Regions from separate parts of the Homo sapiens genome. Here region 2 is linked to region 1. Evidence: chromatin contacts called from ENCODE Hi-C or POLR2A ChIA-PET data. All regions are on one chromosome and are shown on one strand. Each heading gives the region's core, a stretch centred on a gene start or an enhancer-like site at or near the end of the contact. The rest is flanking DNA. Distances are from core to core; before and after follow the strand shown. Region 1 overlaps LOC105374584 (a long non-coding RNA gene). Region 2 holds the start of TMEM247 (transmembrane protein 247).

Evidence for each region. Hi-C counts contacts between places; a loop is a spot of excess contacts on that map. ChIA-PET counts read pairs that join two places held with the same protein, here RNA polymerase II (POLR2A). Pooled maps may share reads with other maps.
Region 2: a loop to region 1 is called in a map of chondrocyte, with 2.4 times the contacts of the local background. The contact joins the promoter of TMEM247 here to the enhancer-like site in region 1. A Hi-C loop is called at or near these places in 2 of 168 maps with a recorded cell type or tissue (Caco-2 and chondrocyte) and 3 of 50 pooled maps. POLR2A ChIA-PET finds 5 or more read pairs at or near these places in 3 of 52 experiments (GM12878, OCI-LY7 and activated naive CD8-positive, alpha-beta T cell).

The regions. Positions count from the first base shown.
Region 1 is chr2:46,644,510-46,647,204 of GRCh38, reverse strand. The region is part of intron 1 of LOC105374584 (a long non-coding RNA gene); the gene reads right to left. Among named protein-coding and RNA genes, the nearest start is that of CRIPT, 29 kb to the right of the region's middle. Within about 2 kb of position 1,349, at least 16 of the 41 ENCODE cell types and tissues checked have a DNase peak (open chromatin) inside an H3K27ac peak, as active enhancers do.
Region 2 is chr2:46,478,246-46,480,940 of GRCh38, reverse strand. TMEM247 (transmembrane protein 247) reads right to left here and starts at 1,376. Exons shown (of 3, transcript NM_001424184.1): 1 at 1,239-1,376; 2 at 177-536. The coding sequence starts at 1,355. RefSeq lists an enhancer at 2,473-2,695.

The DNA.
Region 1 (2,695 bases), core at 100-2,599:
GCACATCTGCCTACGTTCTCTTCAGTGGGGACCCATTATGCACCCATTTCTCCTCTGGGGCTTCACTGAGGATGCAAAGAACATGTCTTTTCTGCTCCCAAGTCTCACAAAAACATCTGCAATTGTGTCACCTTCCCAGGGTGAAGTAGCACACAGGATCCAGAAACATCTCTGCCCTCTGTACCTTCCCATGAATTCACTTCCTCCCCCTAAGAAACTCTTTTCTACTCTTGTTATCTTTTCTTCCAAATATTTTATCTATGCCACATTTGTTTGTTTTTTCCTTCCCATAAGGGCAACTTCTGAATCCAAAAGCCAGGAACATACTTTTATTTCTCTGCCTCTTATTATCACATCTCATCTCTGAGATAAGGAGTACAAACCAGGCTAGCTGTCCAAATGAGGGGAAGGAAAAACGAGGTAAGGAATTGGCTAATATTATTCTGCTGATTAATATAGATTTCACGAATCTAGGGCCTGCAAGAAAGGAGGTCAGCCCCAAATGAAACCAAACACTGAGCAAAAAGTGAATTTTTCTAGAATAATTAAAATAGGACCCCCAGCATTGGTGCAGTTTTTCTACTGGCTGTTGGTATTTTCTGCAGTCGGGCATCCAGAGCTAAGTGCCTGGACTTCGGGCACAGTGCTGAATTAAAAGGATCTTTTCTAAAGATTGGGTGAACAATTAAAGCTCCATCAGTCGTATATAGAGGTGCTTCACAGCCTGTCAGACTTGGGTTTTGGAAGAGGAGGGATGGGAAGGGAAGAAAGGGAAAGCAACCTAAGTTTCTAGCTCCACAGTCTCTGCCCCAGCCAGATCCGAAGTCCCTTCATTCACTCATTTATCCTTTCATTCAAAAACCATTGAATTTCTATAGTGGGCTATATACAGGGAACAAGGAACTCTGTATTTTAGTCCTGGCAAATTCATCTAAGACTCTCTTTGAAAAAAAAAAAAAAAGACATGGTTTCTGGATTTAAGGCTCTCACAGTGTAGTTGGAGGAAGAGCCCATGCGAAGATAGGCAAAGTAGCAATTTCAAAGTTATGATGAGGAAAATGCAGGTTGTAGGTGACTGTGAGGCAGGACACCTAGCCAGTCCTTGAGAACTCAGAGAAGGGTTCCTGGATAGGCCAGAAAGATAAGTGGAAACTTGACAGAGGGAGTACCAGGGCTCTGGGGAAAGAGCAACCTTGAACAGGCTAGGCCACAGGCTAGACTGCCTCTTAAGTAGAAGAGGGCCCCAGGAGCAGCTGGTCTGGCTCTGAACCAGCCTCAGATTTCCAGCAGCAGTGATGACTCTGCATTTCAAACTTGGTGATTATGAACACACATTTTTCGGATTCAAAGGAGTTAGCTGCTACATGCCTGGGCAAGAAGATTCCATTTCCCTGTTTCTCAACTTGTGCTGTGTGAATCAGGAGCCTGTAGGAGGAACACGGGGGTGGAGGGTCCTTCACAATGAAAAGCCTCAAACTCTCTTCCCCCTCACATCTTGAAGAGAGAGTGGCAGCTGCCTTCGAAGAGCCTATATTCCAGGCAAAGATGAGTTTGTTGGCAAAACCATGTAGGAGGCACCAGAGTGCTAAATTAGAGCTTTTGCAAGCAATATATTTTTATCATTAAACTCTTGGCTAAAGCTCATTTGTTCCAAATGGGCTGCCTTAGAAAGTATGCTCACCTGAGTATGGGGTGAGGGCTTTGAAAATACAAGTTTGTTCCAAAAGATGCACAAAGAAACAAAATTAACATTTATTTTATAAAAGAAGGATAGTGTGAAAAGGGATACAGCTCTTTGGCTCACTAAATCATGAGATTAGACTATATTTCTCCTGCCACGAAGAGTGGAAAATTAACATCCTGTTTGAGGAACCTCAATCACATAACCTAAAGGCCAACTCCATGTCATGGAGACAAATCAGAGAACCGAATTTGAAGGAAGGCCCAAACATTGCAGATCCCACAGGAAATGATTACATACTATTATTCTTGAGTGAATGTAGTAATATAATCCTTGAGTAAATAATCAGAACAGACTAAGTGTATTTGCGTTAAACTGTAAACAATCATCTAGATCAAATTACTTAATATTTTAATCCATGAATGTAGAATAATACGTGCTTTAGCTTATGCCAATAGGACAATCCTTAGAGATGTCTGAGTTACTTCTGGCCATGAATTTAATCCACAAAGTGATTAAGAAATTAAGAAACAATAAAATAGCCTGGGAAAACAATGTATCACTACTGTGCAGCCACTAAGCTTCTGCATCAACCCGAGGATTTTCCACACATGCTCATCATTCCAGAACTAACTAAAACAGGGGTCAGGAAACTTTTTCTTGAAGGGCCAAGCAGTAAATATTTTAGGATTTGCAACTCTGCCATTGTACACAAAAGCAGCCATACACACTATGTGAATAAATGGCTATGGCTATGTTCCAATAAAACTTTATGTGCATAAATATGCAACTGGCCTGTGGACCACAGTTTGCTGACCCTTGATCTTGAACAATTGCATAGGTGTAGAAAGATGGTCCTTTTGGAGAAATTATGAGTTCTTTAGAGCTCCATGGCAGACCAATTTCTGTGGGGCTATATGGTGAGGGTGCATTAGTCCACTGGCCTGCAAACTGCACCCCCCTTTTTTTTTTTTTTTGAGACAGAGTCTTGCTCTGTCTCCCAGGCTGGAGTGC
Region 2 (2,695 bases), core at 127-2,626, 170 kb after region 1:
CAAGGCGGAGAGGGCTGGAGACCGCCCGAGTGGATGCTCAGCCCCTTTCAGCCGAGATCCAGGATCTGCAGGGTGGGGTGCCGCGCAAAGCAGGGAAGGTGGGCGCCTGCTCCAGGCCCCATGGGACTTCAGCTCCAGGCCTCCCTCCTCCCAGTGCCCCGTTCCTTGTCACCCACCAGGCGGGGCGCCGCCTCTTGCTGCAGCTGCTCCATCACCACCTCGTGCTGCCGCTCCCGCTGCAGCTGCTCCATCACCACCTCGTGCTGCCGCTGCCGCTGGTTCTTCTCATGCAGGTACTTGAGCCGCGTGAGCTCGAACTCCATGCGCACCTTCTCCAGCTCCATCTCGGGATTGCGCTCAGTCCCAGGGGTCGGGGGCAGCTCTGCGGGTTTGGGTCCGTCGCCAGCCTGGCCTTTGGTAGCACGGCAGGACTTGGGGGACAGCGATTTAAGCGGCCCTTGGCAGCCTCCGTCCTCACAAGCTTCCATCTCTTCCAAGTAGTCATAGGAGGAGTCTGGCTTCTGGGACTCTGCCTCCTGGCGTAGGGGAAGCAGGGAGGGGAGGTACCTTGAAGAGTCAGGATGGGGCTGCCCCTGACCCCATGGAACTCCCGCAGCCCCAGGCCGCAGTGGACTGGGGTGTTTGAATTGTAAAGATCTAGGCTGAATTCTTATTAGAAGTGCTCTTACCGGGAGTTGTCAGGACCTGCGGGTCAAGGAGAGGGCAAACTAGCACAAAGTAATAGTGCCCTAAAGTTGCAAGTGGAGGCACTGGGAGTTGAGTAGATTGATGTCCATTTTTCTAGTGATTTTTCTGATCACCAAAGAGGCAACTTCCGGGCCCATCCTCAACTCTACCTGACTTTGAGGTCAGTTAGATGCCAGGTCTTCAGGAAGTTACAGAGGGAGAAAGAAACCCAGGGTCTGAATTGAGAGAACCTAAATATTTGGGGACCAGGAAGAGGGCTATGGTGGGGAGCCAGGTCCTATCCACCCAGCAAGGAAAGGACCCCAAGTGGGGAGGTAGATAGAGGAGACCAAACCCAGCTTCATATGACTTCACAATCTTATGGAGGGCTACCTGGTCCCTGGTGACAGCTGGTGCCAGTTACAGGGCTGGGGTACATGTCACCTGATGTTCTTGGCAGTTGTCTGGAAGCTCAAAGCATGTGTTCCTACAGTATTCTTGCTCCCCCTGACGGAATAGGCGGGGGTGGTGAGACACAGCAGCCCCCTTACCAGATAAGCCCTTGGCTTCCCTTCAGACTTGGAGTCACCAGGCACCATCTTGGGGAAGGTCGGGCAACTTTCTCCCGCACCCCGGGCTTCCATCATCTCCCTGTCCTCTGCTGCCATCCAGAAAACCAGAACGCTGCCAGGTGGGGTCACAAGACATCATTTGAGGTGCTGACATTTGGCCTCACCAGATTCCACAGCCTGGCCACCATCACAATCCCCTGTCGTCATCATAGCCTACATTCTACAAGTTGCTAGGGCCCCTTTGGTGGAGGGTGTGACACCTTTGAGGTAGTAACATGCTAACATTAAGAACTGCAGGATGGGCCTTTGCTGCCCATAAGGATGGCTTTGAAAACTAGAGTTCCAACTCATGCAACTCAGAATTCCACCATTTGAAATCCATTTCCTTGGGTTCCTTTTTTAAATGAAGATTGTGTTGGAAATGAGTCACAGCTCCACAAACCCTGTTATGGGCTAAACCAGGTCCCCCTCTCTTCCCAAAATTCATATGTTGAAGTATTAACTCCCAGCCCCCAGTACCTCAGAATGTGACCTTATTTGGAGACAGGGTCTTTATAGAGGTGATTAAGTGAAAGTGAGATCATTAGGGTGGGATCCTAATCCAGTATGACTGGTGTCCTTGTAAGAAGATGATGATGTGAAGACAAGGGAGAAAATGGCTATCTACAAACCAAGGAGACCGGCATTGTATTAGGGTTCTCCAAAGAAACATAAAATGACATTTATTACACAGAATTGGCTCATGCAATTATGGAGGCTGAGAAGTTTTATGATCTCCCATCTGCAAGCTGGTGTCCCTGGAAAGCGGGTGGTATAAATTCCAGTCTGAGCGCAAAGGCCTGAGAACCAGGAGCACTGATGGTGGAAGTCCCAGTCCAAGGTCAGGAGAAGACTGACGGATCACCTCATGTAGTCAGGCAATTGAATTGAGAGCACCAGTTCAACTGGCAGTCTGCCTTGTTCCATTTAGGCCCTCAGTGGAGTGGATGAATCCCACCCACATTGAGGAGGGCAGACTGCTTTACTCAGTCCACCAATTCAAATGTTAATCTCTTCCAGAAACACCCAGAAATAACATTTAATCAGAGATCTGGCCATCCAATGGCTCACTGACGTCAACATGTAAAATTAACCATCGTAGACCTGGAATAGATCTTTCTCTCCTAGCACTCAGAAGGAACCAACCCTGCTGGCACCTTGATCTCTGATGCTGACTCTCCAGGATTGCGAGAAAATAAATTTGTGTCATTTACGCCAACCAGTCTGTGGTTCTTGGTTACAGCAAACCTAGGACACTAATACAACCCATCATTCATACTTCCACGTGGGTAGAATGGAGGGCTGGGGAATGTATTTTGTCATCTTCCATTTTGTGAAAAAAGCAGCAAAACATCTTTGGTAGTTGAAAGCAGGATTGCAATATGGAAAGACAAAGG